2 separate regions of the Homo sapiens genome follow, and region 1 is linked to region 2. Evidence: chromatin contacts called from ENCODE Hi-C data. All regions are on one chromosome and are shown on one strand. Each heading gives the region's core, a stretch centred on a gene start or an enhancer-like site at or near the end of the contact. The rest is flanking DNA. Distances are from core to core; before and after follow the strand shown.

What was found. A loop is a pair of places that touch in the nucleus more often than their neighbours do. Pooled maps may share reads with other maps.
Region 1: a map with no recorded cell type shows a loop between it and region 2 (8-fold over the local background). The contact joins two enhancer-like sites. A Hi-C loop is called at or near these places in 2 of 37 single-sample maps with no recorded cell type and 5 of 50 pooled maps.

Annotation. Positions count from the first base shown.
Region 1 is chr6:89,293,835-89,300,659 of GRCh38, reverse strand. GABRR2 (gamma-aminobutyric acid type A receptor subunit rho2) reads left to right here. Exons shown (of 9, transcript NM_002043.5): 2 at 795-901. Among named protein-coding and RNA genes, the nearest start is that of GABRR2, 18 kb to the left of the region's middle. RefSeq lists enhancers at 1,941-2,010, 2,437-2,746, 2,132-3,331. Within about 2 kb of position 1,724, at least 17 of the 41 ENCODE cell types and tissues checked have a DNase peak (open chromatin) inside an H3K27ac peak, as active enhancers do.
Region 2 is chr6:87,903,892-87,910,719 of GRCh38, reverse strand. It overlaps LOC101928911 (a long non-coding RNA gene), which reads right to left. Exons shown (of 5, transcript NR_110869.1): 3 at 806-938; 4 at 1-41. Among named protein-coding and RNA genes, the nearest start is that of SPACA1, 140 kb to the left of the region's middle. RefSeq lists enhancers at 3,133-3,182, 5,267-5,516. Within about 2 kb of position 5,424, at least 2 of the 41 ENCODE cell types and tissues checked have a DNase peak (open chromatin) inside an H3K27ac peak, as active enhancers do.

The DNA of each region.
Region 1 (6,825 bases), core at 475-2,974, 1.4 Mb before region 2:
CTATTTGGTTTGGGGTGTGTATGTGTCCAGGAATTTATCCATCTCTTCTAGGTTTTCTAGTTTGTGTACACAGAGTTGTTCATGGTAGTCTCTGATGGTTATTTGTATTTCTGTGGGGTCAGTGGTAACATCCCCTTTGTCATTTCTTTTTGTTTTTTTTTGCGACAGAGTCTCACTCTATCACCCGGGTGGCGCAATCTCCACTCACTGCAACCTGCGTCTCCTTGGTTCAAGTGATTCTTGTGCCCTAGCCTCCTGAGTAGCTGGGACTACAGGTGTGTGCCACCATGCCCAGCTAATTTTTGTATTTTTAGTAGAAATGGGGTTTCACCATGTTGGCTAGGCTGGTCTCAAACTCATGACCTCAAGCAATCTGCCCACCTCAGCTTCCCAAAGTGCTGGGATTACAGGTGTGAGCCACTGCACCTAGCCCCCTTTCTCATTTCTAATTGTGTTTATTTTGATCTTCTCCCTTTTCTTCTTTATTAGTCTAGCTAGCAGCCAATCCAACCATTTTCATCCAATTATAGCCTTTACCAAGGTAGAATGTTGTCCTGCCCAGGAGGGCATCCACTTTCAGAAGGCTCCAGAAGAACCTGGTCCTCAGGTCAGTCTACCTGTGAGGATCTGGCGTGTGTGTGGAGGGTCCTTCAGCCCTCCTTCTCCCCTGGGCCAAGAAGTAGAATGGAGAAAAGGTACCTAACAGGTAGATCTTGCAGGGAGTAATAGCCCAAATCATCTCACTCAATGCATTGAAGAGCCGATGGAAAATAGTTTCTTGCTTGTCTTCACAGTCACTTATATAAGAAGAACCTTGATGTGACCAAGATCCGGAAGGGAAAGCCTCAGCAGCTTCTCAGAGTGGACGAGCACGACTTCAGCATGAGACCCGCCTTCGGAGGTAGGACTGTTCTTCCTTGATGCCAGGTGGGAGGTTGGCCCCAGGGATGTGATGTGCTGCCCTCTCTGGCTCCCTCTGGCACAGCGCTTCCTCAGATGGTGCAATTTTCCCACTCACATAAATCTGACTCCATTTCCTGAGTCCCTAATTTTCCCAAGGAGAAAAGAGCAGGAAGTAGTGGAGAGGGCCGTTGACTAAAGAGGGCCCACCAGTGACTAAGCCATTTACATTCACAAAGGAGACAGGCCCTGCAGCTGCCAACTTTTTTGTCCTACAAATATAAGAGCAGGCAAGGAGAATCAGGACACAAAATAGCTCCTCTGTCATTTTTATAGAGGAAGAGGCCCATGAAGGCAGAGGTGCCCAGGATCCTCAAAAGTCCTAGTGTGGCCCTCCCTCTGCACTATTTTGGCATGTGTGTGTGTCTGGGTGTGAGTGGAATTCTGAACAAGGCATTGCAACTTTGTTGCCATGACTACCTGGGAGTTTGCTGTTTTGATGGAGTCACCTGTTTTCCAGTGCAGCAACAAGAGCTTAACTCATTACAAAGATTTCTTGCACACCTGCCCCCAAAGGTGCTCTGTTAGTCTTGGGGTCAGGGAGGGGAGGCATGGCCAGTGGGTGTCCTTCCCAGGAACTAGAGAAATGCTATGGAGAAGGTGGACAGTGTCTTAGTCAGTTCTGGCTTTCACACAAAACACCATAGATTGGGCAGTTTATAGACAATGGAAACGTATTTCTCATGTTTCCAGGGGCCGGAAGTAAGATCAAGGTGCCAACAGTTTCCATGTGTGCTGAGGGCCCACTTTCTGTTCATAGACGGTGCCTTCTCACTGTAACCTCACATAGTGGGTGGGGCAAGGCAGCTCTCTAGGGCCTCTTTTCTAAGAGCACTAATCCCACTGGTGAGGGCTCCACCCTCAGGATCTCATCACCTTCCAAAGGCCCACTTCCTAGTACCATCCCATTGCGGGTTAGGATTGCAACATACACATTTGTCAGGGACATAAACATTCAGGCCATAGCAGCTGGGAAAGGAATCAGTCATCTGCTCTGACTAGGCAGAGAGTGGGGTAAGAATAGCAGAATGTATGAGATCCCTGGGCCAACTTTCCTCTCCTCTTGGGGAAACTGAGGCACCAAGAATTTCAGTTGATGAACCTTGGCCAAGACAGACCCAGGCGGGCTGGCTTCCCTTTTTCCTTTTTCTCTGCCCTTGATCCTCTAGTAGGTCCTATCATTCTGGGGCAGTAAAAAGGAGTAGCTGTGACCTCCAGGCAGGTCACCAATCCTTTGAGCCTCCATTTGTTTGTTTATAAAATGGGGAGAGTAATCCCCACATATGGGGTTGTTGTCCAGATTAAACAAGATAATGTATGTAAAACCCCTGACAGACATTTGTTCCTGTCCCCTCTGAAAAACCCAGCTGCCAGACCTTCCTCTTGTGTGACTGTTAAGGGATTAAGAAATTAATTTATCCCAGAAGCCTATGCATTTTAAAAGGCCTCAAAGCCTCCCACTAAATTCCCTGAGCTCTGACACCTGCTAAGCAGAAGGAGAAAAGCAGGTGGCAGATTACAGGCCTGTGACTCATCTCCCTTCCAACCGCAACCTGATTGACGCCCACGGAAGGTCAAGAAGAGGCCACCATATTTCTGGTAGCTCTTGGGTTTCCTCGGGGATTCGTCATGGGCAAGCCTGCCAAGGAATTTTACGAAAATAAAGTTATACTAATAAGCAGCTTTAAAATAGCTACATCTGCTCCAGGAAGTCTAAGCAAGGCGTCCCCAAAAGCAAGAAGCTCCACTTTTCTTGCACAGCAACAGTTAAGAGCATAGAGGCGTACAGTGGCTAGGAAACACAATAACCAACAATAACATGCATGACAACTACCACTTTTTTTTTCGAGACGGAGTTTCACTTTGTCACCTAGGCTGGAGTGCAGAGGCGCAATCTCAGCTCACTGCAACCTCTGCCTCTCAGGTTCAAGCGATTCTCCTCCCTCAGCCTCCTGAATAGCTGGGATTGCAGGCATGCACCACCATGCCTAATTCTTTTGTATTTTTAGTAGAGACAGGGTTTCACCATGTTGGCCAGGCTGGTCTTGAACTCCTGACCTCAAGTGATCCACCCACCTCAGCCTCCCAAAGTGCTGGGATTACAGGCGTGTGCCACTGTGCCCAGCCACAACTACCACTTTCATAGGGATTTTTTTTTATGCCAGGCACCATTCTAATCAAGGTACATATATATATGTAATCTTATTTTAATCCTCTCATCAGTTCTACAAAGTAGATACTATTATTGTCCCCAGATGAGGAAACTGAGGCACAGAGAGGTGAAGTAAATGTCCCAGGTCAGCTGAGGTTGGACCCCCCTCCTAGCTGGGTCCCTTTCTTGTCTCCTACTTGCATGTCTTGGCGCAGAGCTGACATATTCATTAGGCGGCATAGGCACACTGCCTGGGGCCCACAACAAAATGTTTTTGCTTTATCTTAAAATAAGAAAAACAAACTTTTAAGCAGAAGTTGTTTTAATATATACTATTAATATGTTCATCATTAAACCAACACAATCATAAAATATGCTTTTTGATATTTTTTTATAGAGGAAGAGGCCCATGAAGCAAAAGTGCCCAGGGTCCTCAAAAGTCATAACGTGGCCGTGCCTCAGTGTGGTCTTTTGTGGGTGTGCACCGAGTGTGGGTGCTATTCCGAACAATGTGTTGTACCTTTTTACCCAAGGCTAGTGATGCTATCAGGAGCCTGGGCCATCACCTGGTCAGTACCTTCAGTATGTAGAAGAAGAGCCTGGGGTCCAAGGAGTTAGGTGATGGCCACCGAACAGCCAGAGGCAGAACTTAGGTTTCTTTTGTGACATCAGCTGCAAAAGCGAAAGCCTTATGAAAATGCTCCCACCAGGAGCTAGCTCTTGGAACGGCAGATGAAATCCTGCCATGTTCCCAGAAACCCTGACTCTGAGCAGAATGCTGCAACACGCCACAGTCCCCATCACGCTGCTCCTTCCTCAAGCCAGTTCCAGGAGGAAAGTGGACTCCTTGTGGTGTGACCACTGCATCTGCTGGGCCCTTCTGTGGGGCCCTCCAGAGCGTAGAGGGTCAGGACTGCTCCCTGCCCCTGCCTGGGTAAGCTTCTGACCCTGGGGAGGGCTCTGACTTTGGGGAAGCTGCTAAGGAAAGAGGCATCACCTTCCATAGAAGTCAAGATCTCAGCCACCACAGTATAGGTGGGGGCCACTCCTCCTTCCTTCCAAGCCTCCTCCCCATGGCAGTTGGTCCTCTGGGCACCTGTAATCTCCTGCAGGGCTTTCCTGGATGCCCAGATGTCACTTGGATGAAACGGGGGGAGGAGAGCACATAGTGAGGTACCAGGGCTCCCTGCCTCCATGAGTCCATAAATAAGACACCCAGAGTTCTGGCCAGCCAGGCAAGATGGGATGATCGCAGGACGGGGATTCCCACTGCTTGTGCTGTCAATGATCTTTATAACCTGAACCCTATGGGAGCATTTGAAGATGGCTTAGAGCCAAGAAACCTTCCCTGCAGGTGCTCCTGGGTGTCCCCATTTCACTCAGCACCTCATGGGCAGGTCTCTGTGAGAAAGGAGGCTGCACAGACAGCACAAAGGTGACTCTGTGCAGGTGATATAGAAGGTGTCTCATTCCCTGGAAGCAGCCCCTGACAGGCTTCTAGTTAGAAGTAGAGCCTGGGCCCCCAAAGTAACCAAAACAGCATGGTACTGGTACCAAAACAGAGACATAGACCAATGGAACAGAACCCACAGAAATAATACCACACATCTACAACCATCTGATCTTTGACAAACCTGACAAAAACAAGAAATGGGGAAACGATTCCCTATTTAATAAATGGTGCTGGGAAAACTGGCTAGCCATATGTAGAAAGCTGAAACTGGATCCCTTCCTTACACCTTATACAAAAATTAATTCAAGATGGATTAAAGACTTAAATGTTAGACCTAAAACCATAAAAACCCTAGAAGAAAACCTAGGCAATACCATTCAGGACATAGGCATGGGCAAGGACTTCATGTCTAAAACACCAAAAGCAATGGCAACAAAAGCCAAAATTGACAAATGGGATCTAATTAAACTAAAGAGCTTCTGCACAGCGAAAGAAACTACCATCAGAGTGAACAGGCAACCTACAGAATGGAAGAAAAGTTTTGCAATCTACTCATCTGACACAGGGCTAATATCCAGAATCTACAATGAACTCAAACAAATTAAAAAAAAATCCCATCAAAAAGTGGGCAAAGGATAAGAACAGATACTTCTCAAAAGACATTAATGCAGCCAACAGACACATGAAAAAATGCTCATCATCACTGGCCATCAGAGAAATGCAAATCAAAACCACAATGAGAGACCATCTCACACCAGTTAGAATGGCCATCATTAAAAAGTCAGGAAACAACAGGTGCTGGAGAGGATGTGGAGAAATAGGAACACTTTTACACTGTTGGTGGGACTGTAGACTAGTTCAACCATTGTGGAAGATAGTGTGGCGATTCCTCAAGGATCTAGAACTAGAAATACCATTTGACCCAGCCATCCCATTACTGGGTATATACCCAAAGAATTATAAATCATGCTGCTATAAAGACACATGCACATGTATGTTTACTGCAGCGCTATTCACAATAGCAAAGACTTGGAACCAACCCAAATGTCCATCAATGATAGACTGGATTAAGAAAATGTGGCACATATACACCATGGAATACAATGCAGCCATAAAAAAGGATGAGTTCATGTCCTTTTTAGGGACATGGATGAAGCTGGAAACCATCATTCTCAGCAAACTATCGCAAGGACAAAAAACCAAACACCACATGTTCTCACTCATAGGTGGGAATTGAACAATGAGAACACTTGGACACAGGTAGGGGAACATCACACACCAGGGCCTGTTGTGGGGTGGGGGGAGGGGGGAGGGATAGCATTAGGAGATATACCTAATGTAAATGACGAGCTAATGGGTGCAGCACACCAACATGGCACATGTATACATATGTAACAAACCTGCACGTTGTACACATGTACCCTAGAACTTAAAGTATAAAAAAAAAAAAGTAGAGCCTGGGCCCAACCCACCCAAAGTGCCGGCTCAGCCTAACACCCCCTTCCAGTAGCGCCCACCATACTAAGCAGGTCATTTGAGCAAAGATGTCCCTCAATATCCTCAATATTGTTGTGGACTATGTCCTCATTCCCATCTTATTTCTCCAAGAGGGACTTCCTGTGGAATGGTGTTTAAAAGTAGTTGATAGAGGCTGGGTGTGGTGGCTCATGCCTGTAATCCCAGCTCTTTGGGAGGTCAAGGTGGGTGGATTACTTGAGGCTAGGAGTTTGAGACCAACCTGGTCAACATGGTGAAAACCCATCTCTATTAAACATACAAAAATTTAGCCTGGTGTGGTGACACACGCCTGTAGTCCCAGCTACTTGGGTGGCTGAGGCATGATAATTGCTTGAACTCAGGAGGCAGAGGTTGCAGTGAGCCGAGATTGCGCCACTGCACTCCAGCCTGGGCGACGAGTGAGACTCTGGCTCAAAAACAACGAAAAATTATCGTGCTCAGACTATACCCCAGACTAATTAAATCAGAATCTCTGGGGGTGGGACCCAAGCACCAATTTTTTAAACAAAATATTTTTTAAAAATTAAAAGTAGTGGAGAGAGAGAGGAATCAGCTTAGGACTAGATACCCGTTGGGTGACCTTTTTAGTCTAGAAAGAGAAAAGATTAAAAATCTGTCAGCTTCCTAATAATCCCATGGATCAGTTGAAACAAAAATACCTTGTCTAAGCAACCAGCTGTTTGATTAGGTAGTATGCCCTGGTTAGAACCTCCAGGGGCACAGGGTTTCTCCTCCTTTTGTT
Region 2 (6,828 bases), core at 4,175-6,674:
CCGTCTCAACATATCCAGGGACAAAAAGTTTCATTTTGACACTATAAACCAATGATGCAAAGTCAGAAGGAATGATTAGACATCATCCATGGCCACAGTTGTCCTGGCCCCAGCCAGACTCAACCTGTGTGAAGCAGATGCTATGCTTCCTGCTTCCTGGCCTTCCAGAGGTGCCCTGTTCCTACCTATTTGCAAGCCCAACTGTCCATCCTCCTGCTGATTCTGTGTCCTCCCAGTAATTCCATTTTATTACCTAGAATTGGTTTCTGTTGCTTGCAACTGAGGAATCCTAACCCCTTCATGCCCTTTAATGGCCATGGCATTGATGAGGTGAGAGGTAACAAGAGTCATGGTGTCACTTCCATAAGAGGCATTCAGGGCAAAAATGGGGGTGACTGAAGAAATTATTTCCTGGCAGGAAAGGAAGAGCAGTCAAAGTTGACCCTAAAGTTTTATATTTCAAATGTGTTTCTACCACACAGGGTTTTTGGTCATTTGAACTTTCACCCAGGTGAGCTAAGAAAACTGGTGGCATATTTCTCATAAATGGATCAACAGCGCAGGCTATTTTAAGACCTAACGTGTGAGGATGAGCAATTTTCACATGCTTTTCACTTCACTGAGAGAACAACCAACATGGCTTGTCGAGCAGTTGGTCTCACTGCTCAACCTCACGCACGTGCCGCCTGGGCCGGTGATTCAGTCCCCCCAAAACACTGCTTCCTTCTGAATTGGAGAGCCAAGGTTATGAGTCAGCCCTGCTCAGAGCCAAGACACTTCGATTCAGTGTTATTTTTTGCCTTACCACACAAGGTTCAAAATGTCCAATCTCTTTTCTTTAATGCCAATGCCCCAATAGTTAGGAATCACAGTCCAGAGCTGCTTTATTAAAAATGTTCATTTTCAGAAATCATTGATCCTGAAATCATTGCACTCTTCTGAAATAAAAAATAAATAGAAAGAAAAATCAATCAAGGAAATAGCAAAATGGTAAGCGGTACAATATGACATGTTAATGCTAAATGCCAGCTTCATGGTTCAACGCCCAATTTATTATGTTGAAAGCACTAGGCAGAAGACAGGCATCAAATGAAATGAGGACTGAATAAATGTGCTACTGCATAAAAACTATTTATGAATTTCCATGCTGTTTGTCATTGAATAAAAGCTATAATCATTTGATAGATATACATTTTTGTCAGTGTTACTTCAAACTGATACTTCATCAAATTGCTACAATCCTTTCAGGTGTGAGAATCATAGAGCTTCTTTGACGGAAATCATGACTTAATGCATGAAAGCTGAAAGACCAGCAAAAATTACAGAGCAACAGCCCATTACTAAAGGGCCATGGTATGAGAGACACATAATGCATTTCACTTGGAAGGGATTTCTGAGTTCACCCCTAAGTCCAATCCCTCCACCCAGAGCTGAAGCCTGCCAGTTATAACACAATCCAGATAACATGCAATGGTGTCGTATCACATACTAATGCTATGGTAATTCTCCTAGTATTTCAAAGACTGGGAATCTGAACCAAGAACAGGAATAGATTAGTCAAGTTTATTCAGCTTATGCCTGCATCCTCTCATTGCCCTCTTTAGAATGGAAATACGTCATCATAGTTCAGTTTCCTGAGGTCGCAAAGATAAGACAATATCTACTTTGATTTCAAACAGAATCATCTGTAGATAAAAGAAGGCTCCTCTCTCAAATAAAACAGCTTTTCAAATAGCCTCTCACCACAGTTAGTAATAATTTATGCTTGGTGAACAGGAAAATGTGCTGAATTTATTCATTTTACTGTGTGCTGCCTGTCAAAAGGGCAAGCTGATAAAGACAGAAGTAGGGGTGGGCAATTTATTGGTATTTGCAAATCTGATATAAAAGGTTTTTGTAATTCCTCCTGATTTCAAAAGAAGAAGAAAATTAACTCTGAAAGTGGCAAAACAGAAAATTCCTGTTCTTGTCCATCATATCTGACATTTTACCACGTGGATAATTCTAGAGGCGGGTTTTTCTTTTGTCCTCCAAAATAAATTTTTGCTCCATTTTTGAACCCTAATCAAAAAATTATGCCACAGGAGACACTCTACTTAAGAACCTAGAGTCTAGCCCAGCTTCAAGGGCATAGTCCTACTGTGTCGCATTTTCCTAAACACCTGTAACAGCTGGACAGCTGTTCATTCCCCTCCTCTGCCAACCCAGTCATTTGCTTTAACCAGGACAAGTTTATTTTCAATCTTAATTATTTCTGAATTGAAACTTTATTTTCTTACCTGGTTTCAGGATGTGTTTTAGAGTGTTTTGGGTTTTGAAAATTCACTTTGAAATGGGATATGGTTTTTACGTCCTCTTCTTATGCTGTCTCTCCTCAGGAGTTGTTGAAACTCCTTACATTTAAATTCCTTAGGGGGCACTTGTAGTTTTGTGCCTCATGTAGCAGACAGGGTATCAGGTACAGCTGGAAGTTTGGGGAATTAACTTGACTTGAAGCTCAGATAACCAGAAGTCTTAACTCATATGCTACCCTCTTTTTTCCACCATAAAAGATAATAAAGTCTTTATCATAAATTAAAAGTATAGCATGAAGATTGGGGCATTTTGAAGAGAAGAAAGTTGTTTGAAGTTCAGAATTTAGCAAGTTCATTTTATAGACTTCATGTATGGGTTGCTTTTTGTTTAATAGCACATCACAAAATTCTAGCTGAAAGCCATGAGATAATATAGCTTAATGATACTAAGGTTCATTTATAAAAATTATAATTTAATCATAAAAATACATTTTAGATACAAAAGCTTCTTTCTGAGCTCACATCTCCCATTTATGTCTGAAAGAGCACAGGCAATGCCACCCACTGAGCATTCTTGGTGGTAACTGGTTCTAAACCTCAAATTTCAAAATAATCACACTCAGACACACCACAACCACATCCTGGATCATCAGAAGCCAAGAAAATCCAGTGATGAAAGTTTTTCTTAATCCCACAGGCATCTATGGTGTGGGGAAGAGGACTGTGTTGCTATAGCTACTGATCCCCCCATTTTTGGCTTCTTTGACCTTTCCTCCCCTTGGGGGAGGAAATACTGCTGCAGTAGCCTGTGGAGGCTATGGGGAGAGCAGATCCACCTTCGAGTTCAAGAGAAAGACATTCTCCAGGAAGCCCTCCTCTCCTCACATTTGGCGACAGTTACAAAGCAGAATTGTCTCCTCTTTAAGTGGCCGTCGTGAAGCCCAGAGGCAGTGTGGGATGCTGAATGAAATAACAGTTTCCAAAGTACCATCCGATCAAGCCTTCCCATATTCTCCTGAGATTCCTTTCACTACTGCTCAAAGACTTGGGGGTCTGGAGTCTTTTGTTTTTGTGTGTTTGGTTATTTACCATTAGATGGTAACATAGGGATGGGCCCTGGCTATATTTCCACTCCTTGTTCTTGCTCCTGCATAAATCATGGAAATCCTCACCTTAAAAACTTCTTTTGACCATAACCTTGACTTCATTGTGAGGCATTTAGAAAAAGGCGTGGCCTATCCAAGTAAAGGGCAGGTACTCAGCTTACCCACCAGCTACAACTTGTCACAAACTGACACATAACCTGGCTCTCTATCCATCTCCATTGGTTTTTACACTCACTGAGGAAGCATCATGGTATACCAGAAAGTCTAGGCTTTGGATCAAACATATTTGGATGTCAATTCCAGCTCCTGGATCCAAACATATTTGGATTTAAATTCCTTGAGTAAATTACCCCCATCTTCAAATCTGTTTCCTCAATTAGAAAGGGCTGTTAGGAAGAGGCAATGCAAAACGAGCACTTAGTGTGCTGTGCCAGGCACATACTAAGCGTGTAAAGGATGTTAGCTATTATTATTGTAATTTACTTCATAGGGATGCTGTGCGGAATTAAATGAGATGACATCTGTGGAAGGCCAGGCCCATTTGGAAGAGCTCAAAAAACACTAGCTCCTTTCCTCTTAAGAACAATTAAGTTCTTTCCAAATCTGCTTAGGTTTCAGGTGAAGACCTTGGATTTGAATCCAAGGTGCTTCCCTGCAGCCACTTAACGATACACACCTCTCCCTGTGCCTGCAGCCCCATAGGGGGAGCATCCTAAACACCTTTATGACATCTTTCCCCCTCCCCACCTTAAGTCCAGTTCTGTTGGGTCTTCTTCACCTCACTGTCTGGCCCTCTCTTCGAATACTGAAATGTTTTCCCAATGTCTTCCCTCCTGATTTCTAGGTTGGATCATAAACCTTGCCCTTAGCCCACCCACTCCTGTTTCCTCCTCTACTGCTCTGTTCTCTCCCGTCCATCCCTGAGGGGCTCATTACCCAAGCACCATTTACAATGACAAAGCAAATGCACTGCATTTAGATTGATTTTTGTCTTAGTCAAACTGGGGTACATTTGTAATACAGAAAAGGATTGGTGTGTTTCATCACAAGGAATTAAAGCTATTATCTCACAAATCTGATTGATGTGAGCAGCCAAAACAAATATGTTGAGTAATTTCTTCCCTTACTAACTAGTTCTTTGCTTGAATCTTCCAGTTAATAGTTACGCCTGGCAAATTCTCAAATGGTATATATTATATTCATCCCAGCACTTGCGTTCTGTTTTGGATATGATTTTGAAAGAAGACATCTTAGAGAGTAAATTCTTGAGGAAAGGACATAAATAGATAAATACCAGATATAAATAGATAAACATGAATAAAAATGCATATTTCAGAAACATTGTAAAAAATAACAATAATAATAATAATATAATGGCTGTAATTTTTCAAACATCCTCAGACCACAAAGGTAATGCAGAGGGAAAATAGGCGTATTTGTTTTCCTCTTGCCTTATGGCTGAAAGAGCAAAGCATGCATGATTTTTATGACCTGGCTAGTGATGTGTCCCTTCAGGGAGCTATTAACTCTATCCTTGTAGATGGTGCCTGATCCCCTTCAAAATTAGAAATTGCTTAAAACCAGAAAAAAAAAAAGCATTTCATTCCTAAATAGGCCATTAGTGATATTGGATAGTTTGTTATGCTGTAATGCAATATTGAAATTCCTAGAGGCAATGGATTTTCAGTAGTGAATTAAAAAGACCAAACTAAACCAAGTATTTGAGGAATGAGTGAAAAGAATCTTGGGTAGCTAACTATTTTATAGGTTGTGTGTCAGCAAGTGACCTTTTGAAAATAAAATTATTAACTCTCCCCAGAGAACTAAATGCAAATTGAGCCCAGCTGGATTGTGTGGTAGGTATGAAAACATATCTATTTTGATGCAGGGGAGCAGGGGGTGGACATATATGTCACGAAATGTCAGAATAATGACCATCACCCTCAACAGAAAGTAAGTGGACTAAAAATAGCAACATACAGTTTTGGTTCTTAAAAATTATCAGCAAAGATGCAAAGGGTAATGACAGCAGATGTGTACAGCAGGGTTTTAACCTGAGTATGTGCCTGGACATGCTGTGCTGCCTCACTGCACAGCTAATACAACCTTTGACAACCTTTTCCCAGGAATGCAGAAGTCCAAGAATAATGCACATAAACTAAATAGCATCATTTCGTAGCATAAGTTAAAGGGAAGCTAATTTACTGGCTGCATGTTACAATAGATAAAATGAATTTCATTGTCTCCATGCCTGTACCTATCATCAGGCTTAATGTAAATACCCCTTTGAAGGACTATAGCTATCAGACGTGACATTAGAGTGATTCACAAACAGCTCTAATTACATAAGTACAAAACTATATTGTACTTACAGGCTTGCAGATACTAACTAATTTCTCATCATTTGCATCCAAAAACCCTGGTAAATTCCCTTTTCCTGAATATAGTATCTAAATTTTAAATGTGTAGGAAAAGTCACTATTCTACTAAGTGTATCTTTCAATAGATACTTAATTTCCTTTCTGAAGTTACTGTAATTATTTCAGGAATTGAGCCTTTTTGTCCTAGAATTTTTGTTCTCATCAGGATAGACAAGCTCTCCAAGGACACGCTGATATTTCTCCTGGCTAACCTCTGGGGACATTATCAATGCATGGTACAGTAAGTTAATATTTCACCAAAGGTTAAAAAAAATAGAAGAATACAATTTGAGGAGAGGGGATTGTTAAGAATCATATTCAGGTTAAAATATTACATTCATAGGAACTTTAAAAATTTTAAATCAATATAGATGATTTCAACACAGTATATAAATCAAAGCCCTCCTATTTATTCCCTGGCCTGATTGATAGGGTTTCTCTATTAAAATTGCCCATTCCATCCCAAATATGGATAATATATAATTTGAAGTTGAAATCAGGTCCCTTGAGTTTCTTGAGATTGGATAAATGTCTGCAAACATCAACAAACAGGCCTTAAAGTAAGGCAGTAATCTATAAACCATCCTGATGACTTGTCAATAGGAGGAGGGAGACAGGATGAGACTGTAAACTCAGCAACCTCTTCCTGACCTTAACCCTCCCCCAACCTCTGAAAAGTAATGAGGACTGTTCCTTGAGCCTTTGTTTGAGGAAGCTGAGAATAAGAATTGTGAGCTCCTGTATTCCCACAGAGACTTAAAGTATCCACAACCCCTTCAGTTCAAAATTGCTTTATATTTGGTGACCTGAGGTTCAAGTAGATAAGTTTTGCTACATTCAAGAATGCAGAAATAATTCACCCTGTCACTGCACTGAGCAAGACAACCAACCAGGGCTGGTGTGGCCCAGGAAAGGTCTAGGGAAACAGGGAACCGAGGATGTATTTCAAGGGGGCAGGTGGACTGGGGAACAGGAACTGTTTGAATAATTTTCAGAGACTCTGAGATT